Linked DNA regions of Homo sapiens: all the other regions are linked to region 1. A link is a loop called in an ENCODE intact Hi-C map of the cell type or tissue named here. Cell type or tissue: mammary epithelial cell. All regions are shown on one strand. Each heading gives the region's core, and the rest is flanking DNA. Links, peaks and the distances in the headings are about the cores only.

Region 1 (7,688 bases), core at 1,409-6,408:
ACTAGAGGCTTAGCTGGGACAAGGTCAAGTACTCTTTCAACATAATATACTACTTTTTACCATTCTTCCTTAAATTGCTGGCAATATAGAGCCTAGAATATGAGACCAAAATGCTAGGAGGGGAGGAGGAAGAAATAATAAATAAAAAACTTCCCACCAAAGAAAAACCAAGCTTCATAAAAAAATCCAAAGGGAAGTATTTATAATTAATATATGGTTAATTTTCTCTTTGTCCATACAGCATGAAGCCAGCTCAAATCTGTACTCCTAAAAATCTCTGAATAGAGATCTTATAAAATGCCATAATTCCGCTGTGATCAACTACTTGTGGTTGTGGGAATGGATTATAGCAAAAATTCTTATAGACGTTTTCCCCTAAAAATAGACATAGATAATAATACATGAAAGTTGTAATAGAAATTAAAGTCTATTCATCTGAAAATGGAATTCTCTCATTTCACTGACTTAAAGTTAATTACTTATCAAAATTAGTAACTGATCTTTTCTCTCCTAAAAGATCCATCCCATTCAGAAATCCTGTTGAAGAAATGGCTAGCTGCTACTCACAGAGTAGTAACAAATAAGATTTCAAATTGCAGCAAACACACTCAAGTACATTTTGATAAACACACACCCAAGAAATTTGGGAAGCTAAGGTTACGAGTTTGAAACGTTATTTTCTTAATGAACAGCAGTAGCACTATTCTCAGGAAACATACCACAGAGGGAAGTGAGATTTTAAATCTATTTATTTATGTTTCTGAAGAGGATTTAAGTAATCCTGCTTTTATACAGCAGGTGCCACAGCAGACCAAAGCTTCTAATAGAATATTAGTGCAGTGAATTTATATCAAGAATGATGGCTCTTTTGAAGAATGCAATGGTACACAAACAGGAGGAAGTCCATTCGTCCCTTTAGCTCCTGCCTTCCCAGTTTACCTTCTTTTCTTCACTCCCACATTGTTAGTTTTTCCCTTTTGTGGGGAGTTGGGAGGATCTGAGATGACATGACATGTTGCTGCTCAGGGTTTCTAGGCTCTAATCCCTTAAAACAGTTATGCGCATGGGCACTAAGCAGGAAAGTACTCACACAGTGACATCATTCTGAAGTATTAAAATTTGCCACCAGAATTGTTTTCCTCTTCAGAGAATGAGAGCTACAGATAGTGATATTTTGTGTGTGTGTGTGTGTGTGTGTATGTGTGTGTCCTGTTAGGGAGAAAAAAACACTTGTAAAATTCTTAGAAACTGAAAATGCATCAGTGAATAGGTCTTTATGTTGGATATTTATGGGGAATTTGGTTTGTTTTCTGATTCTGTTTCAACTTTTAAGGAGCACCGTTAATGTGATTAATTAGCAAGAATTTATTGACGTGAAAAATCTAGACAGCCGAATATATATGATTTTTTTAAATGTATTTTTTCAGGTGAAACTATAAACTGGAGGCCTAATTAAGACCTGCTGTTTCCTGAAATTTTGTGTGCGCAGCCCTGGGAAGGAAAGTTGCACGGAGCTTTCCTTGAAGGGGTAATCTTGAGAGAAAATCCTGGCATTCTAGTCACTTCTTTCAAACATAGCCCTTACTTAAGAACCACAGTGAATTTATGTCTACGGTAAACATGAAAGCCTGTTATGGAACAGGCTTAGGGAAAACTCAAATCAACGTGATCATCATGAGTTTTGGACTTCAGCTGCTCCTAGCCAATGTTTCCAAATTTACGCTGAAACACCATTATAGATCATACAATTTTAGCCTGTTGACGTTTTCTTACCTCTTCTTTTCCCGTTACTTTGTTAAGAATGGAAGTCACTCTTCCTAACAAGAGAGAGAAAATCACCTTGCAAGAAATATAATAATTCAAAACTATTCATTGTAAAATAATTTGACTTTTGATGAGGTTGCAAAAGGCCTGAATTGAACAGATTTCTGACCAGCTCCCACTTTATCTGCTTTCATTAGAAAAAAATTTTTTCCTAATGTTGCTTTTTTATTAAATAGTTCCAAACATAAACTTTAAAACATAAGAATTAAAGAAATCTATATATTTCTAAATCTTCAAGATTTTATTAGTTTAGCAACATATTTGTATGGCTTATCCCCAATGTCTCAATCCAGTGGTGATAAAACTTCTGAAGTCCAAATTGCTTCACAATATGAGTATTTTTTACTCACTTGAAGTAAGCTTTTTTCTAATGCTTCAGGTAGAAAATAGGAACTACTTATAACTTGAGAACAGAAACCAATCTCCTAGTTGTCATTTAGTTCAACATTTTGAACTGATGTTTTTGCTAACTCACTAAATTGTAAGGTGTGAAAGTCACGGAATTTTTGTAAAAATTTTATATTTCTTTAATACTGTGAAAAGAAAACATGCCCAGTTTGCAAACCTCAATCAAGAAGCAAGTTATTTCCTTTAGATAATGCACTACGTATCAGCGCATAAGGGATCAACTCACAATATATAGTCCTGATGCATAATTCTGTATCCCCTAAGCCAGACAGCCAAAACACTTACTTACTCACAGAGAATAGCCAACACAAAAGCCCCTTTTTCCACTTCATGGGTAGGGCCTCATTATGTGCCTTCCTAAATATGGAGGGGAATTGAGGTCCCTACTTCCCTTTATAATGCTATTCAGTGCATTTGTCCAATAACTCATTGTCTCAGAAATTGTCTTGCTCACTTCCTATAGACATTCTCCTGTCTCCTCAGTGACACGTTCGTGGAGATAGACAGACATTCACAGTCGCCTCTTCTGGCTTCTCTGGCTCCACCTTGATGCATTCTTGCCTTATCCCAGACCAGGCCAGGCTCTTGCTCTGGATCTCAAAGGCCCAGGCCACATAAGGGCAGAGCAGCCACGTCAGAGCTGCTCCTGGCACCAAGAAAAATTATTTGCCCCGAGAGGCAAACACAGCCCCAGCAGTGTCCAGAGTATCAATCCCTCTCTTCTCTGTTATAAAAGGCCCTATTGTAGAAACACAAATCATTCAGAGATGGCATGTACAATGTCTAATCACTTAATAGCCACTGGGCACCTACTGGGTATGGGCCCCAAACTAGATACTGTCTGTAACCTATTCACTAGAGGGAGACAGGAAGGAATATGACACAGATTTATATTCATCTCCTGTTCTAGCCCAGTACACCATGGCCAACACACAGCCTTTGAACAAGTAGACAATTACAGCCATAATAGAGATGAGAATATTTTTATCTGTAAGTAGCAAGGTAGGGGATAGAACACAAGCTTGCTATTCACACTGACCTAATTTCGAATCCTGCTTCTATACTTAATCAACTGTGTGGCCTTGGGGAGCTTACTGAATCCCTCTGGGATTCTCTGGCCTTGTTTGCAAAAGGAAAATAATAATCTCTACACCATAAGTGCTGTGAAGAACAATGTAGAAGGTAGAAAGGCCGAAAGCTATGTGAGGTATACAGAGGACACAACAGTATTAATTCCCTTACCCATCTTTTGATTTCTAAATAACTGTCAAGACATTTTATATTCGATATCTTATTATTTGAACCTTATGCAAATCCTACTTGTATGTACTTTAATCTCAGAGATAGAATTTTAGGTCGTTGGATCTCTTTTTGTTTCCCTTTTGGAAATTTGATTGAAAAGATACACTTGTTTTCTCCAATTACCTTAGCTTTGCTCCTTGGCAAGTTTTACAAAACACCCGAAGCCATAAAAAGGGTTAATTTTATTCCAGTGTACCAGATGTCTTCAGCACCTTGACTTTAGTAATGTACTAAGAACAGTAAGTCTTTTTAATGAAAGTGAAAGGTATGCATTGTACTTAAATCTGGAGCTTTCTCCCCTGAAGAAACGCTGCCGCTGGGACTGCATCCCGCCATTTTAGACGGGGTGAGATATGTTTTTGCTTGCGTTTACCCTTCTGCAGTACATTTTCAAGCGACTGCAGTTGGTATCCAAGCAGTTAAAACTACATCAGCACTAATAGCTATGAGCTCATCTTGTATAAAGACATTTTTAGTTAAACACCACAATCTTGGGGGGAAAAACTTAGCGTGCTTAACCAGGCCAGCTTGGAATAGCTCACAATATGACGCATACCACAGGAAACAGAGTGGTATGAGGCACCTACAAAATATTTTTCAAACAAGTCATTGACGCTGTAAGCCCCATGCCTCAGCTTTAGGAAGTCACTTATTAAGAATCAACACCAGCCGTGCCAAGCTAAGCTTTTGCTCTTGGTGATTTTCCAATTGAATATTCAGGGCCCTGTCTCAGTCTTGTTTTCAGGGAAGTACATGCCTGGAATGTTAGCAAGCTATTTGCTGGAAAAAATGCCCACAACAGGCCTAATGTTGATCACATTAATGCGTTTGAGTGGGTATAGAGTGCAAATGATTGAAAATGCTTCCAGATCCCTGTTGCAGGGGACAAAGCAGGCTCTGTTCTCTGATCTGATGGTCATTTTTTTTCCAGTGGAGGATGTGGCGCAGGAAGAGGGAAGAGTGCCAATCTCTGTCTAATGGTTCCAAACAGGCCCTGGGCCTAGCTCTTTGGATGCTGATGAGTGGGAAATGAAACACAGATGGGTCAGATGGGTAAGGAGAAGGGGATTACAGGTCAGGCCAAAGAGTTGGAATAAATTAAGTGCTTATAAGGTACAGAATGGCACATTGTTTAAGTGAATGGACAGGGAAAAAACATTCCTGCATTGTTTGGTCCAGTGAGTGAACTCAACATTCCTCTTCCCAGACCAACCTAGGCCACAGAGATCCCCATCATCAGAATGTATATGAGCAACGAACCAAACTGTGGCCAAATGGTGCCTGAAATATTCTGCTATACCCCAAAGCAGCCAATTTTGTTTTATTACACAGGAGATGTAATTTATTGGGAGAAATGTTTGGGTTCATATGTCAGATCATAGAGAGTCAGATTTGGGGTTCCCTTGGGGATCCGAGGAGAAGGTGAGTAACCACAAATTAATACAGCAGGGAAATAAAGTGACAAAAGAAATGTTTCATTGTGCTTGAAATATTGAACCAATTTCCCCCTTTTTAGCCTTTTAAACCTTTGCTCACAAATCAAAGAGTAGCTCAACTTAAGAGAACTCAGCAGAAGCCTGTCATGCCCAGTAATGACAACAAAAAAGGTGAAGTCCAATGTATCCTTGGTTTTAAGTGTCTTCATGACACAGGGAAAGACAGTAAAAATGACTTTCTGAGGATGTTAGAAAATGATCGAAACTATTAGATAACTAAAAAAGAAAATGCTGATAATCATAATGGATCTGTCCATTTTGTGTTCTAGGTGTGTTAGAAAAAATCATGAAATCCCAAAGTGTATACAAACCTGATTATTCAGCATTAGGTAATTATAGGACAGGGTGGGTGAATTGTGTTTACTTGAAGGCACAAAACTAATAGAATGTTAAGGGCAGAAAGTGTTACATAAAGAAGAGCTAAAGTTGCAGTTGCCAAAAAAATTAGAAAGTTCTAAAGCTTGGAATTGATGGTTTGTTATTTTTTTCAGTATGACAGAAATTATTTTCAGAAGCTTATTTTCATACCAACCATGTTTCCATTTTATGGACTTGACCTTTACTGGAATATCCCACAGGCAAAACTGGAGACAGTGGTTGTCTGTAATCATCAGGGATGCTCATGCTTCAAGTATTAAGAGTGCCTGTTTATCAATTGGTGTGTTACAACTCCAGAGACTACAGGGAGATCATTTCAACTAATGAGTATAGAAAGTCTTGATGCAGCATATCTTTCAAAGGCTGGTAATTTTCACTGTTGTTAATTTTAGTAAATTGGTTCAGTGAGCAATATCAATTATATGTATATATCATCTTATTTTCTACAGTCTATGACTTCAAAACTAATAGCTGTATTACTTGTAATTTAAATATTTTATCTTTTCTCCTGACCTCCTCCCCTTCAAAACCTTTATTATGCTAATGCTCTGAGTCTTGAGAAGGGGATCCAGGAATAAATGACCAATTCTTTTTTTCTTTTAATTTTATTTTACTTTAAGTTCTGGGATACGTGTGCAGAACGTGCGGGTTACATAGGTATACATGTGCCATGGTGGTTTGCTCCACCTATCAAACCGTCATCTAGGTTTTAAGCCCTGCATGGATTAGGTATTTGTCCTAATGCTCTCCCTCCCCTTGCCCTCCACCCACTAAGAGGCCCCGGTGTGTGATGTTCCCCTCCCATGTGTTTTCATTGTTCTACTCCCACTTATGGGTGAGAACAGGCGGTATTTGGTTTTCTGTTCCTACGTTAGTTTGCTGAGAATGATGGCTTCCAGCTTCATCCATGTCCTGCAAGGACATAAACACATTCTTTTTTATGGCTACATAGTATTTGATATGTATATGTGCCACATTTTCTTTATCCAGAAATGACCAATTCTTAAAGCAAATTTGAGAAACAACCATAATACAAGCATCAATATTAAGAGTTTGAGGGCCAGGCCTGTAATCCCAGCACTTTGGGAGGCTGAAGCGGGTGGGAGGCTGAGGTCAGGAGTTCAAGACCAGCCTGGCCAACATGGTGAAACCCCATCTCTACTAAAAATACAAAAATTAGCCAGGCATGGTGGTGCGCATCTGTAATCCCAGCTAGTCGGGAGGCTGAGGCAGGAGAATCACTTGAACATGGGAGGCAGAGGTTGCAGTGAGCCAAGATTGTGCCACTGCACTCCAGCCTGGACAACAAGAGCGAAACTTGGTCTCAAAAAAAAAAAAAAAAAAAGGAAAGGAAAGAAAGAGTTTGAGGAAAAAAAAAAAAAGACTACAGAGAAATTTATACCTTAAGCTGAGAAAAACATAAAACTGTTATTCATTGAAAGAATGACATAGACTTATAAGAAACTAATAACCAGTTTGGGGTATTTGCTGTTTCTTTTCCAATAAAATGAATGCTATTTTTTCAGTCTCCTTCTCTCTCTTGACTACAAATAAAATAAAATAAAAAATGGCAGTGGGAAATGTTCATGGAAGAACCAGAAGGTGGAAGTTTGTGTGTTGGGGGGGTGGTGTTTAGAAATGGAGATGTCACTATGTTGCCCTGGCTGGCCTTAAATTCCTAGGCTTTTGATAATGCTTAAATGACTATGTGTTATATCATAAAATTGGAGATAATTATTTTCAGAAAAAAAATATGTAACAGGATAAGATTCCCAGGAGATTGCTGTTTTATCTAGAACACATTTTCAATGGGACGTCAGATGAGTGGGTAACAGGGCATTGGGGCTACCACGGAGTTCCAATGTGCCTTATGGAGCTAGACCCTGAAGGTGGTAGAAAGGGGAGTAACAGAGATCTCTCATGTGCCTTTGAGGATACCTGGGCCACCTGGCAAGAAGCCAGGTATTACTATTGGATGGAAAATGTCCTGAGGCTAGAAACAGCCAGTCCAACATCTAAGTCTAAGGTATAAGCCTAATTCAGGACACAGAAGCTTCCATGATAAACACTCTTAAGTTGGAAAAGCAGGCAGTAAGGGTGAGGCCATGGCTACCATCAGCTGGTACAATCTACCTGCAGCCATGCCTGACTGTCCACTCACACAGGACACATCTTTGGAGGGATGTGGCCCTTAGGTTTACCAGGTAGGAGAAAATACTAGAAAAGCACAGCTCCCTGGAGTAGTGGAATGAATCTATCATCAATACCATTCCTACAGTT
Region 2 (7,688 bases), core at 1,673-6,672, 100 kb before region 1:
GGTCTTCAAGTCCATGGGCCTTAGTGCTGTCACTGGTGGAGAGGACCAGGGGCAGAATGCTGAGAGGTCAAATAGATGAGGATAAAGGGCCAACATACTTTCTAGAGACGTAAGTTGCTTTGTATATTGCGGTAAATGATGACTATGTACCAGACAGTTAAATACACATGTTCTTGCCGTTGAGAAACTTGCTATCCCATGATGGAAATAGAAGCATAAATATACAGTCTCAGATAATTTTAGTGTAGCTTATTTAGGTACTTCTTTTTTAATTTAGGGAATGAGCTGTCTCTAGTCCCCATGTGAATTAGTCTGTTTTTACACTGCTATAAAAAACTACCTAAGACTAGGTAATTTTTGAAGAAGAGAGGTTTAATTGACTCACAGTTCTGTAGGCTTAATGGGAGGCATGATTGGGAGGCCTCAGGAAACTTACAATCATGGCAGAAGGCAAAGGAGAAGTAGGCATGTCTTACCATGGTGGACCAGGGGAGAGAGAGTGAAGGGGGAAGTGCCACATACTTTCAAACACCTACATCTTGTGAGAACTCACTCACTATCATGATCAAGAAGGAAATCTGCCCCCATGATTCAATCACCTCCCATCAGGCCCCTACCCTAACACATGGGGATTACAATTCAAGATGAGATTTGGGTGGGGAAACAGAGCCAAACCATATCACCAAGGATTATGGCAGGATAGATAGATAGATCTAGAGAGAGAACAGTTCTGATCATATTTCTGCCCTTCATTTATTCACAGATATTTATCAGAATTTAATCTGGTCCAGGAACTATTTTAGGTTCTAGAAATACAATCAAGAGAAAGACAGACATAATTACTGGTGTCATGGCTCAGTAGGGAAAATAGACATTTAAGAAATAATTACAAAAATAACTTACGATTGTGATACAAGAGATAACGGATAAGTATAAGGTTTTTCTGAGAGCATATACCGGGCTGAACCTGGCCCCATCTGGTCTAGTAGGACTAGGAAGTCATGTTTTAAGCCTAGACTTGAATGATGGTTGATTGAAACTCAGGAAATTATAACAGTGAGAGAAGAGTAAGTAAGAGGAGCGGCATAAGGAAAGACACCCAGGTGAGAAGAAATTTGACACAATGAAGGAACAAAAAGAAAATGACATGGCCAAGAGGTGGTGAGGGGGAGCTCAGCTGAAACGTGGGCAGAGGCCAGGTGCTACAGACCTTGGAGGCCATTTGATAATTGTGACTTTACCTGAAGAACAAGGGGAAGTCACTGAGGGAAGTTCAGTAGGGGGAGACATGGTCAGATTGGCATTTTAGGAAGGTCACAGTTGCTATTTGGAGGAGAAGATTGAGATGACTGGAAAGTCTTCAGGTAGTTTGATAATAACCCAGGCAGAGAGGTACAAGCCCCATAAAGGCTCTCAAGAATAGGGGCTCAATCAATGTTTCCAGCCAAATTTCTATTTACCGAATAGGGAAATTACATAGAGAAATTAGATGACTGTTTTTTCCCAAACACATTTGAGGGCTTGTAGTCTCCAAGCACTTTGCTCCCTATGTTTGGAAAGATCTCTGCCTCCAGCTTTATTATTTAGTTTTCATCCACTATCTTGAAAGTATTTTTTTTTTTCCCTGAAGACATTATTGGCTCTCATTAGTGAATCTAATTTTCCTTTCTTAGTGTCCAAGGATTTCTTTTTTTAAGAATATGAGATAAAAATGTTGAGGATACATGCCTCAGAGGCCTTTCCAGGGTTTTAGCATGCCGGTAGCTGGATAGTACGAAGTTACTCTATAGAGAAAATTCTACAAGGGAGGTGGAGAATGTGCCAGTAGTGGAAGGCACAAAAGGGTCAGGGTCTGAGAAATGGTAAAGGAGTCCCAGCTAGAATTAGGTTCCTCTGTGACTAACAGCCACCAAATAACAGTACCTCAAAAGTTGACTTCTCTTTCTTGTAAAAAGTCTAGTGGCAGATAGTCTAGACACCTAAGGTAATTCTAGAAACCTACACTTGATCTATGTTTTTGCTCAGCCAAACTCAACGTGTGACTTCCATTAGATGGCTGAAGATGGCTGTTTCGCTGCATCAATGTGTGACTTTCAATAGATGATCGAAGATGGCTGTTTGGCACTGTGTCTGAATTAAGCCAGAAGGAAGGAGGAAGAAGATGAAGAAAAGGCATGCCTCTACCCCTTAGGACCACGTCTCTGAAGCTGTATACAACATTTCTGCTCTCATATAATTGGGCAGAACTTAGTCATAGAGCTACATGTAGTTGCAAGGGAAGCTATATGCACTAATGTGCTTAGTTAAACATTGGGATTCTCTTACTAAGGTACATAAGGAGAACATATATTTGGAGAGGCAACTATCCATCTCTGCCACAAGATCTGAAACAATTATTGTGAGACTATAAACATAGAAAAAAGCTCCAGAGATCAGGGGGAAGTCAGAAATTATTTGGGATTCCAGTGAATGGAATGTTGACCATAAATGAGAAATGATGCTTGGGATAATTCCTAGCGAGCATTGGCTTTTAGAGTTGGGATTGAAGTCAACCAGCTATAAAGAGCAAGACTGGGTGGGGTACTTTGAAATGTCATATCATTGTGTATGGCTTTTGTGGTAGTTACTGCTTCTTTTTAGAATAATTCTCATAACTAGGTAGAAAGCTCACCTTTGAAACTTCTGCATGCCTAATAAAATGCTTCACTCACACCCAGTTGTTTTACTCAAGCGAGTAGTTTTATGGTAACTGCATTTGGGGTAACAGTCTTACAGAAGAGTTAACACAATGGGCAGATTCCAGGTGTGCTGTCATTTGGAGGAGGCAAATCCATACAGACAAGAAGTAGATTAGTGGTTGCCTAGAGCTGGAGGAGGGTAGGGATAAGGAATGGATTACTACTGGGACTGGGTTTCTTTTTGGGGTGATGAAAATTTTCTAAAATTGATTGTGGTGATGGTTGCCTAACTCTGTGAATAGCAATGAATTGTGCTATTGTACACTTTAGGTAAATGGTATGGTATATGAGTTATATCCCCAATAAAGCTGTTAAAAAAGAATGAGAAAGACCGAGTGACTTGCCAAGGTAGTCTCTCAAATGTGTTGTTGTTTTTTCTTTGAAGCTCTTAACAAAACTTTTAAAGACATGCAAGAATCATTATGGCTCAGAGTCCTGATGGGAGTACCAGGCTCTCTTTTGAGCTGTTGTCTCTTAAAACTTGTAGCATGCCTTGTCACGTATGTTATCAAAAAAGTAAGGAAAAGAATAGCTTCAGTTCCTATTGCCCTCAAATCTGAGACTTTCAGATCAGAAGTTTAACCTAATGTCCTTGGGCATGGGAGGGAGGGAGGAGGTGTGAGGGGAGATCCACCTTAGACTTTAACCTCCCTAAAGGTGTATGCCAGTTGTAAATATGTGCTTAGTTGAATTATTCTGGGAGGATGCATCTTTATCATAGTCTCAGAGGAATTTATTGCCTCTCCCACCCCCACCCCCAAAAGAGGGAAGCTTTAAAAATATGAAGTATAAAATGCAGCATATAAAAAAAAATCGTTGCCTAATTTATATTTACTTTGTTTCACTGATTGGGAAAGAAGTGAAGAGAGGAAAAATGCTGGGTTAAGGGGGGCAGGCCAGGGTGGTGATGGAGCGACTCATTCTCAATTTCTGCAAGGAGGAAACAATATTTCTTAAGACATAGTCTAAATTAAACTTGGTAGAGGAGGAGGGACTGATCGAATGTGCTTGTTCTCTCTTCTTTCCCTGTAATCGTTTTAGGAGAGGGAATGGTTTATAGGGACAAACATCAACTCTGATGAATCAAATGAAATGAATGAGAAAGTCATACTTCATATAAACACTGCAAATCAATGTTAGCCCTCCTTACCCTCTCCATTGAAGATGCCTGCCACATGAATGATTCATGTTGAACCATCAACTCAGTACAGTCATCTGCAAGAACACCAAGGGTTTGCTTACACATAATTACTCAGAACTGAGTAGGAGGAAATCCTTGTCTCGGATCATGGGAGATAATGGAATTCCAACGAAGGATGCCTTGGCAAAGTAGAAGTACTTTCCCTTGGACCTTTGAAATCCTTAATGAGTTGAATCATGTCAAGTAACAAAATAAACAAGGATGAGAAACATCAGTTGGGTTCGGTCCAAAGTCTAGCCTGCTTAAGATTGGGCTTCCCTCATCACTGCTTAAACATTATACAGTTTTCTATCAGCCAAGCCTGTGTTTTTTTTTTTTTCATTTTTTTTTCTTAAATCAGATTTCAAAAGCCAGGCACTAGCTGATGGTAATTAGTAGGCATCGGTTGCAGTTTATTCTTGCTGTTCTTTCCAGGCATGCATAATTTTTGTGAAGAGAAAAGAAAATCCAATTACCCCCAAATCTAGCCAGTGTGGCTCATCTGCTCTTGTGTTAGATCTTTAGAAATGGTTCTTAACAATAGAAATGAAGACATATGGTACTTGAGAACAGCATCTTGCAACCTTATTTATAATATTAAGGAAAAAAGCCCAGTCAGGTGAACATTGACATCCTACTTTATGAAAATCTGACACAAGAAATGTTGATCCCATAACACACGTAACATAGAGACTTGCTCATACCATAAAGAATTTATTGGTGATTTTATTTCTAGTATCCCTCTTACATTTTAAAAGACTCCCTTAAAAATGCTTGACTTGAAGCTTTCCAGGAAAGCTTACACAGTAAAACTAAAAACATCTGATACAATTTTGAAGGACTCAGATTCTTCAAAGCAAGGAAAGTGAAAATTTCTACTCAACTTTGTAAAGGTTGGGTCTATGACAAAATATTTGATAGGTTAGATTATTTTGTTATTTAAATTACTCCTTGAAATGCTGGTTAATTTCAGATTTCATTGATCTTTGAGTTTCGGAGAGTGTTTTAGTATTGCAATAGTAAATACTAAATAGAATTTTGGTAACAAAAAATACCCTTTATCATTTGGATTAACATTTTTAGGTCATGTTTTTCTTCTCTGTATATTTATCTGTGAAGAATAAATGACATTAAAGGTGAATCATACTAAAATTGCATGTATTGTTTTTTGCCCAAGAGAATTTTCTTGCTGCAAGTAAAAACACACAAAAAAAGTTATTGAAAAAATTCAGCTTTACATTTTTAAATAAGCCCATTTTGAACCCTTCTAATACAAGCATTGTTCAACAACACTTTGTGTTTATAATAGATTTTCATTAACCACCTTGTGTCTGATAGATACACTGTTGTGTATCTATCCTGATGACTTCCTGTTGGACATGAGCAGAAGGGCACTTCCCGGGATTGCAAGACCATCTTTGGCTCCAGGAAATTTTTCTATTCAGTGTGTAGCAAGACATTGATTATGGGCAGAATTCTCCAATTATAAGAGCTTTTCTTTTTTGTCTGGATAGTAGTTTGATCATATCATATTTTTGCTAAAGGATTCCTAACAGACTCTGACACCTTATAAATTTAAGTCCAAATTCCTCAACATAGTTCACCAGGTTCTCGTCATGGGACTTACTGTCTTCCTTTCACTTCCTCTTGCAAATCAAAACCCACCCTCTGTTTCAGTCAAGGTCTTCTTCCTGCATTCATGCTGATTTCCCTCTCAGAGCCCAGGCTGTCCCATACCCATTCATCTTTTCATACATCCAGTCTAAGATTCCAAAGAAAGCATACTTTCTGGACCAGGTGCTACTCTGGGCATCATGTCAGCACAAAGGTGAATAAGGCACAGTCTCTGTCTTTGAGGAACTCATAGTTTAGGGTTGAACGTGGACATTTAACCAAATATATAAAGTAACACAATGAAGTAAGGACATTCAAGATTAATTAAGGAAGGGATTTATTTTAGGGAATGACATAACAGAAGAGGCTGTAGTTGATTTGAACCTTGAAGAATAAACAGGAGTCTATCATGAGCATTTGGATTTTGTCTGGTAAGTTTTTTTAAGTCTAGTATAGGCCTTCAAAAATATTTGTTGAAAGAGCTAGCAAAATGCTAAATGAGTTTTGGTGGTGGGGGGTTTGTTTTGATATACTTTTCTTCCCCAGTTCTGACAACAGCCTTGTGAAGTTGGTAAGGCTATTAGAGCTATACAAATAAGATACAGGCCCAAAGGAAGTTGACCCAATAAGTGGAAAATCTGAAACCACATCCATTCTTCTGACTCTAAGGCCTTTGTTCTATCTACTCTGCCTTTCTACCTCCCTGAGTGCTCTTTTGAATTTCCTGACTGCTCCCATCACAAATAAACACAGAGCAGATACTCAACAATTGTTTATTGATTGAGAGAAGCATATAACTTTGATGTCAAAATTTTAATACAGATTTTCCAAGCCCTTTAATAGCCCCTAAACTGGACTTTATATTTCTTTAACTTGGCCCGTTGACATTTCTCAGTCTTTATACTTCCTGAGGCAGGGATAAACTGCTTGCTTATTTGAAAACAAAAGCATGCAGACTATAGGCCATCAATAGTGACCGTGTTGAAGAATCTCACTCCTAAGCTATAGTCAGAATAGTGTTAGAAGGAAAAACAAGAGGCGGAGGCATGTCCACAACCATATAGGAACTTCTCAGAAGCCACTTATCTCTTGGGCAAATAATACCAATTACTCTGCAAGTTTTCTCTATAGCTCTAGGGCATGGTGTGACACTTTTTAGTTGCCCAAGTGCTACTTTCAGAGGTTCAAAACCACAGAATGGATATTCATTTCCACGACTGCATTAATGTATCTCCTTACAGAAGGAACGGAAAGTCTTTTACTCAGTGTCAAGCTTTCCCAGGTCTTTACACTTGAGCACCCGCCAGCTTTTCTACAGGCAAGTCATGGGGTCATAATCGGGGAGCAATGTTCTCCCCAAATGTATGCTTTCCTTTCAGATAACTCTCCCAGAACACCCCACTGACCCTTTGTGCCCTAGTGATGGAAGAACATTTTTAGGTGAGATGGTGTATTTTACATAATGTGTTCCCAGATGCTTTCCATGAATGACTCAGGGCAGGGTAAGCTGCATAAAATTCTGGTGCAGCGGCCGGAAGAAAGCTGCACTCTGTTTAAGCATGAGTGTTGTGTTGTGAGCAGGCTGAGTAATGATGTTCTGTGAGTGACTAGTCTAAGGAAAAGCCAGTGAGTAGGAGTCAGGCTCTCTGACTTCAAATGTCAACATAGATGGAACAAAAATGAGCAGGTTAGTTAAACTCTTTGGGCCTCAGTTTCTCATTTGTGAAGCAAGAAAATTAATGCCTATTTTTGCCCATTTGACTATAGTGGCAGGAAAGGTCATGTGTAAAGTCAAGTTGACTCTTATTTATTGAATGTTTCACAAAAGAAGCATACATGTCATCAGAGAATATGCCTGAAGAAAAAAGAGATTGTTTCAACCAATGTTTAGTGTCTGGTGCCAGGGATATGGTAGTAAACAGATGTGTTCTTGCCCTTAAGGGCTCATGTGGTAATTTAGGAAACAGAGACTAAATAATTAATTGCACATTTAATTATACAATTAAATGTGATAAGTATCACAGAAGAGAATTATGTATAAGAGTATAAGAACAGAAGAAGACAGTCTAGTCTCAAGAAAAGGTTCAGTATGGGGATGACATTTAAGTTGAATTGTGAGAGAGGAAGGGTAAATTGGGAAGTGGCAAAGATGTGGG
Region 3 (7,688 bases), core at 924-5,923, 50 kb before region 1:
GCTGGAGTATAGCAATTAGAATGAAAGGCTAAGTTGAGTCATGGCTGGGAGCGGGGACAGAGATAGTAAGACAATTCTTTTGAGAAGATGTGTTCTAAACAGCTACAGAAAACTAGAGGGAGAAATAGTGGAGGGGGAGGGAGTTGCCCACCCCCACTGAAAATGCATCTGCATATTTAAATGTGCCAGTAAAGAAAGACGTTAAAAATAAAGAGTGAGAGGGAATAATCAGATTTCAGCCTGTAAGAAGAGGGAAAAGGAAGAAAATATTTTTCATTTTGACAGGGAAGAGAAGGAAACTATTGAGTTGTATAAAAGTAAATTGAGAAAATTACTGTTGCATTATTTGTTTTCTCTATTAAATAGAAGATCACGGGCTAATAGCTGAGGGGGCTTCTGGGGTGGGGTGATGGACTTTTGAGAGGCATAGGTATTGTTGAAATACTACATGGAATCATTGCTTGTTGACCAGGAAAAATATAGTAGTGCATTAGAGAGCCACAAGTGCCCCATCAAAATGAAAGACATAAATATGTAGTGGACCAATTCTGACCACTGTATGATTTTTCTCTTGAAATGTCAGTGAGCTGCATGCAAAAGCAGAGAATGTAGCAGTAGAATGTATTAAGGTTTGTAGGGTTTTCTCCAATGAGGAATGGCGGAATGACCACAGAATAGAGGTTTTAGCAAACTGGTAAACAAAAGGATGAAGTAATGGCATGACTAAGGAGCTAAGTAAAGACAGGAGGGACCTAATGGGGAGAGGGACAAGGGACTCTATAAAATAAAGCACTAAAGTCAAAGAGCTGGTGTTGGGAACAATAAAGTGAGAGAGATGGTGAGGAATGCATGGTTAAGAATGACTGTGACTACTTTATTTGAGAGATGGTGCAATCTGCATGTGATAAGATCTAGGGTGTGACCATGGAGTGGGTGCCTGGGGTGGCGGAAAATTCTGGAAGCTGAAGCAGGCAAGGAACCTTGAGGCAAAGTTGTCAGTTGGAGTCACCCAGGATGGTGTCAAGCCAGAGGGTGGAGAGAATGACTGCCGGCCAGGTGCCTAGGTCTTCCAAGAGATTACTACCATATCATCAGCAAATAGGCGAGAAGTAAAAAGTCAAAAGCTTCCCACAAAGGCAAAACATATTAAGGCAATTACCTGAATGATTTGATTAAAATCCTTGTCCTGGTTTTCTAGGAAAAAGAAACTTAGCCTGTTTTGGCATAAATGAATTTACGTGAGAATTTACAATGTCTCAAACCATTTTTCCTGTTTGAATAGTTAGCCACTAGTAGTTTACCTCTGGTCCCAACTGGCCATTAGCCTGAGGATGGATTAACATTGGACTTACTGCCAATGAATGTGCAGAAAGAAATCCTCTCAACGTTCTTCTCTGTTGGGTTGGCCAAATCACAAAGAAAGAGCTTGCAGTAGAGAGTCTGGAATGGAGAATATGCAATGACACTAAAAGTATCTCTGCATTTTACTCTCTGAGTCTGAACATTGCTTGTTCACATCAGCTCCGTGGCCCCATGACTCAGCCCTGTCGTAAAAGAGTATTTTTTTAAATAGTGATAATACTTTGTACTGTTTAATGTACTCTGTAAGGCAAGATAAACTAGCAACTTCCTTGCCCTCCAGGAGCTAACAATTGTGTGCCTATATTTAGCTGTCTAAAATCATAGATTAAACCATTTAAACTTCTTTATATGAACTAAGTATAAGTAAATTAATAAGTGCTTTCAAGTGGTGATAAACAGGGGAATTCTTAAGGAAGGCTCATCAGAAATATTGCCATCTATCTTATTCCAATACAGGGAATTATAGCATCTACTTTCTAAGCACGTGTACCCAGAGCTGAGGAAAACACCAAAAGAAGGCACACACATTGTATGTTCACTGAGGACACTTACAGTCTTGTTTGGAACATATATATAATACATATGGAACATTCATAAAATATAAGATGTATCAACTATTGAAAGCTTCTGAAATAAATAAATGGTATTTTTATTATAGGAAGGGTACCTCTGTTTGCTCAAAGATGGGTGAGATGGCTCTTGTTATTGTGTAGCTCACAGTATATGGGAGAAAGCAGATGTGTGTACAGGTAAGCTACACTATGTCATATGCAGAGACTTGTGGGCCAGAGAGGAGAAATCATTTACAGGGGCAGTTAAGAACATTCTCAAAGAGTAGGTGACCTTGGAACCAAGTCTAGAAGGCATTGTAGAAACTTGCTAAGGTGGGAGAGGGAAGGTGAAAGATGGGCCTTCCAGGTATGAGCCTCCTCTGAAGTTGCTTCCTCTGACTAACATCACTCTAAATGACTCTCTTGCTCTGTAATCCATAGTTAATTAAATATTTTTGGAACTAGAAGGATGAAACTCCAGAGATTCTATGATTCAGAAATTCAGTGGTGAAAACTGAAATCCAAAACAAAAGAAGTGTTTATTAGAGCTCCTACAGCTCAAAGGGGATAAATTGAAACTAAGCAATGTCTGTGGAATAAATAATTGCACAGGCTAACCAGCGCTGGGACCAAATCTGTAGAGGAAGGAAATAAAAATAAGTGCTAAGGGCAAAAATTCAACTCTGAATAGTATCTCCAGTGGTTATGGCAATACTTATTCTTACTGCTCTTAGCATTCTGCTCAATGCCATTCAATGCCATAGTAATTAAATGAGACAACTTGGTTAAACTAAGCTTAATTGTTCTATTGCCTTGTACAAATATTCTGTGCTTGTTTATGGTATTTTTGAAATTGCAACTGAGTCATTTACCTTGGGTGTGGACCCCAAGCCCACAGTGAGCAATTGTTTATTGGGAGGGACAGGCAAGGCAGAGTCATGCTTCACAATGAAACCTCTGCTGTCTCAGAGGCTGACAATCAGGATTTCACTATTTTAGTTTGTAGGACAGAGTGAGAACCAGATGTACCAGAACATAACAAAAATATCCCCGATGATCTTTTTTTTCTTTGCAAAATGGGAAAATCCAAACCTTGTCTATTGTAAGTCATCAATAGCCAAAATTGATGGGACTCCACAGATACTGCAGATAAATGTGAATATTTTAAAAGGAGGCAGGGTGACTTCTGCCTTTGTTCTGGCATGTAAGGAGCTTAGAGGTTGCCACCCCATTCTAAGAAGTCAAACCTGAACAAACTGAAAAATCAACAGTCCTTCTTAGATCCATCAGAGAGGAGTGAGGTCACAGGGCAAACTTCTGTTCCTCAAATTGGAGAAACAGACAAATACAAAGAATGACAACTCACCACAGGAGAAACCCATGAACAGAAGCCTTCACGGGAACCAGTACCAGGATAGGAAAACCTAAACTATAATTCATGAATTGCTAGAGGCTATGTGGGAACAAGTTTGAGAGTTAAAAATTCTAAGGGAACCCAGTCATGGAGGGCCCCCACACTTTTGAGAGTTTTACATCTGGGAGCCTCTACCAGGTTCTCATAGTACCAGTTCTCATAATTTTGGGGAGAAAAATTCCACAATGCTTCCAGAAGGAAGAGGAGAGAAGTAACTATTTTGAAATATAACAGTGCTTTCTGTTGTTCTTAACAAGGTCTGCCATCAAGAGAAGCCGTTTTACCAGAATCTAACCCTTTGGGGTTTTATCAGAGCCAAATTTCACCAGCAGAAGGGGAATATTCAACTCCAGCTGGTTCTACCATCCTATCACACCTAAGGGGGAGAAAATCAAGGAGTGCTAGTGAAACTCACGGTCTGGAGCAGAGGCTCTCCAAAAAACTGAGACATAGTCATAATAATATAGACTTCTTCCCCTCCCCCACAAACCTTGCCGCTACTTACCAAAGTGCTAATAACAGCAGTTTCTTTTACCCAGTACATCACATCCATTTTTCAACCAAAAATTACATTTACTAAATGTCGAAAACATAATTTGAAGAGACTGAACAAACATCAGAATCAGAGTCAGATACAGCAGGAATGTTGGAATTGTTCAACCACAATTGCTAAACAACTATAATTAATATTTTAAGGGATTTAGGGAAAAAGTAAACAGCATCTAAGAACAGACAATACAAGACAGGTAGAAATTCTAAGAGAAAATGTTATTAAATTCTAGAGATCAAAAACATAACAGAAATGAAGAGTGATTTAGATGGCTCATTAGTAGACTGAGCATAGCTGAGGAAAGAATCTCTGAGTTTGAGGATATGGCATTAGAAACTTCCAAAATTGAAAAGCAAAGGAAAAAAAAACTGGAAAAAAACCCCACAATATCCAAGAAATATAAGAAAATGAAAAAAAAAAAGAACAGTGGGAGAAGAAAGAAAATACGGAACAGAAGAAATAGTTGAAGTAATACCTGACTGCTCAGAAACCAAGCAAACAAGAACAAAGTGGACTGAAATATTTAAAGTGTTGTGAGAAAAAAAAAGTCCCCACCAACTTAGAATTCTGTACATTATGAAATTATCCTTCAAAAGTGAATGTGAAATAAACTTTCTTAGACCAACAAAAGCTGAAGAAATTCCTTGCTGGTACACCTGCTTTGTAAGAAATGTTAAAGAAAAAAAGTGCTTCAGAGAGAAGAAAAATGATACCGGACAGAAGCTTGGATATACATTTTTTAAAAAGGAAGTGCAGAGAAGAAGGAATGAGTGAAGAACAAATAAAAACTTTATTTTTAAAAATTTTAATCAATTTAACAGATAACAGTTTGTTCAAGATAACCGTATCAACAATGTATTTGATTAAGGATGCTGTGTATATTTATATGCAAATATATGCTTATATAAGTAAAAGGAATGACAACAATGATAGAGGGACAGGAAGAAGAAAAAATTAAGAACATTTTATTACAAGCTACTCATATTACCCATGAAGTGGTACCATGTTACTTGAAAGTGGACTCGGATTAATTGTAAACGTATATTGCAAACTCTTTTAACACCCACTGAAAAGGGCGAAAAAGAAAAAATAAGTTTTTTAAAAAGTAAAATTGATATGCTAAGCAAAGAGAGAAAATGAAAACATACAATGGTCAACCAAAACTAAAAAAGGCAGAAAACAGTGGGAGACAAAATTGAGAAGAAAAAAGGGCAACACACAGAAAACAGGAAAATATAAAGTAATATTACTCCATCTATATCAATAGTCACTTTAAATACCACTTAAACTCAATGGCACTATTAATTAACTGTATATAATTGACATCTATAGGCTACTGTATCCAACAACAGCAGAAAGCATGTTTTTCTGAGGCTTATATGGAACTTTCATCAAGATAGACCACATTCTGGGCCATAATAAACAACTTAACAAATCTAAAAGAACAGGAATCTTACAATGTCTGCTCTAAGACCATAGAATTAAATTATAAATTAGTAACAGAAAGATAGCTGGAAAAGCTTGAAAGATGTGGAGATTAAGCAACACACTTATAAATAAAATATAAGTCAAAGAAGATATCTCAAGAAAATTAAAAACTATTTGAACTAAATGGAAATGAAATATAACTGATCAGAATTTGTGGAATGCAGTGAAAACATTGCTTAGAGGGAGATTCACAGCATTAAATACACTATTAGAAAAGAAGAAAAATCTAAAATTAATCATCTAAGCTGTTACCTCAGTATAATAGAAAGAGAGGAGGATAGTAAATTTAAAGTAAGGAGAAGGAAAAAATAATAAAAATTAGAGCAGAAATCAATGGAGAATGTCAATAAAATCAAAAGCTGCTGTTAAAATATTTCAATAAAATTAATAGGTCTCTAGTGAGGCTAACGAACAAAAAAGGATACAAATTACTATTATAAGATACAAAGGAAAGCTATTACTGTAGATACTATGGACAATAAAAATAATAAAGAAATATTATTAAAACTCTATGCCTACAAATTTGACAAATTCCATGAAATATACAACCTGCCAAAACTCACACGAGACGAAATAGATGATATGAATAGGCTTATATCTATTAAAGAAATTGATAAAATAACAGTAGTCTAATAATCTTCCTAAATAGAAAGCATCAGGCCCAGATGTGTTCACTGGTAAATTCTACCAAACATTTAAGGAAGAAATTAAACCTATTCTCTACAATCTATTTCAGAATATAAAATCAGATAAAATACTTCCTAACTCATTCCATGAGGCTAGCATTACCCTAATATCAAAACCAAAGACCTTACAAGGAGAGAAAACAATAGGCCAATATCTCTCATTAAAATAGATGCAAAAATTCTCCATCAAATATTAGCAAATTGAATCCAGCAGTATGTAAAAAGAAGTATACACTAAGTGAGATTTATCCCAAGTATGTAAGTCTGTTTCAAAATTTGAAAATCAGGTAATGTGATCTATCACATTTACAAGCTAAAGAAGAAAAATCACAAGATCCTGTCACTAGGGCAGAAAAAGCATTTGACAAAAATCAAACACCTCCTCATAATAAGAACTCCCATCAAACTAGAAATACAGAGGACCTTCCTCAACTTAATGAGTAAAATCTATGAAAAGTGTTACAGTTAACATCCTACTAATAATAAGAAACTAGAAGCTTTCCTGTTAAGATCAGGAACAAGGTAAGGATATCTCTTCTCACAATTGCCTATTCACATTCTACTGCAAAATTTAGTTAATGCAGTAAGATGAGAAAATGAAATAAAAGGCATACTAATTGAGAAGGAAAAAATAAAACTGTCTTAGTTTGAAGAGGACCTGCTCATCTATAAAGAAAATCTGAAAGAATAGACAAAGAGACTCTTGGAACTTATAACTGATTTTAACAAGGTCACAGGATATAAGGTTAATATATAAAAGTTAATCACTTTCTTATATACTGGCAATGAACAAGTGAAATTTGAAATAAAAAGCACATTACCATTTATATTAACTCCCTCAAAAGTGAGATATTTAGGTTTAAATCTAATGAAATATTTATGTATAAGATCTATATGAGGAAAACTATAAAACTCTGATAAAAGACATCAAAGAACCAAATAATTGGAGAAATAGTACATGTTTGTGGATAAGAAGACATAATATTGTCAAGATATGAGTTCTCCCCAACTTGATCTATAGATTCTGTGCAATCACAATCAAAATCCAAGTAAATTATGTGGATATTGACATACAGATTCTAAAATTTACATGAGGCAAAAGATTCAGAATAGCCAACTCAATATTGAAGGAGAGGAACAAAGTTGGATAATTGACACCACCTGACTTCAAGACTTATTATAAACCTACAGTAATCAAGAAACTATAGTATTTGTGAAAGAATAGGAAATAGATCAATGGAACAGAATGCAAAGTCCAGAAATATATCCACATAAATAAAGTGAACTAATCACTGGCAAAGGAGCAAAGGCAATACAACAGAACAAAAAGAGTCTTTTCAACAAATGATGCAGGAACAACTGTACATCCATAAGCAAAAAAAAAAAAAAAAAAATCTAGACACAGACCTTATACCTTTTACAAAAGTTAACTCAAAATGAGTTGTATACCTACATATAAAATGGAAAATTATAAAACCTCTAGAAGAAAACATAGGTGAAAACCTAGATAACCTCAGGTATAACAAAAACTTTTTAGATGTAACACCAAAGGTACAATCCATAAAATAATTCAAAAGTTAGACTTTATTAAAATTTAAAACATCTGCTCTGAAAAGACAATGCCAAGAGAATAAGAA

The links. Hi-C counts contacts between places; a loop is a spot of excess contacts. Peaks named below come from ENCODE experiments on the same cell type or tissue, not always from the same donor. Only the 100,000 strongest peaks of a DNase experiment are listed, where the experiment ranks them.
Region 2: it touches region 1 in a loop (4-fold over the local background); 8 of 110 quality-filtered maps call a loop at or near these places.
Region 3: a loop joins it to region 1, with 5 times the contacts of the local background. A loop is called at or near these places in 4 of 110 quality-filtered maps.

What each region holds. Positions count from the first base shown.
Region 1 is chr13:79,933,262-79,940,949 of GRCh38, reverse strand. No RefSeq gene overlaps it. Among named protein-coding and RNA genes, the nearest start is that of LINC00382, 65 kb to the right of the region's middle. RefSeq lists an enhancer at 3,457-4,656. In mammary epithelial cell, for the core only: no CTCF peak of the experiment used is centred there; a DNase peak (open chromatin) is centred at 4,109; H3K27ac peaks cover 3,357 bases.
Region 2 is chr13:80,037,081-80,044,768 of GRCh38, reverse strand. No RefSeq gene overlaps it. Among named protein-coding and RNA genes, the nearest start is that of LINC01080, 30 kb to the right of the region's middle. In mammary epithelial cell, for the core only: no CTCF peak of the experiment used is centred there; a DNase peak (open chromatin) is centred at 4,008; H3K27ac peaks cover 2,000 bases.
Region 3 is chr13:79,982,592-79,990,279 of GRCh38, reverse strand. No RefSeq gene overlaps it. Among named protein-coding and RNA genes, the nearest start is that of LINC01080, 25 kb to the left of the region's middle. In mammary epithelial cell, for the core only: no CTCF peak of the experiment used is centred there; DNase peaks (open chromatin) are centred at 1,479, 2,359 and 2,839; H3K27ac peaks cover 3,552 bases.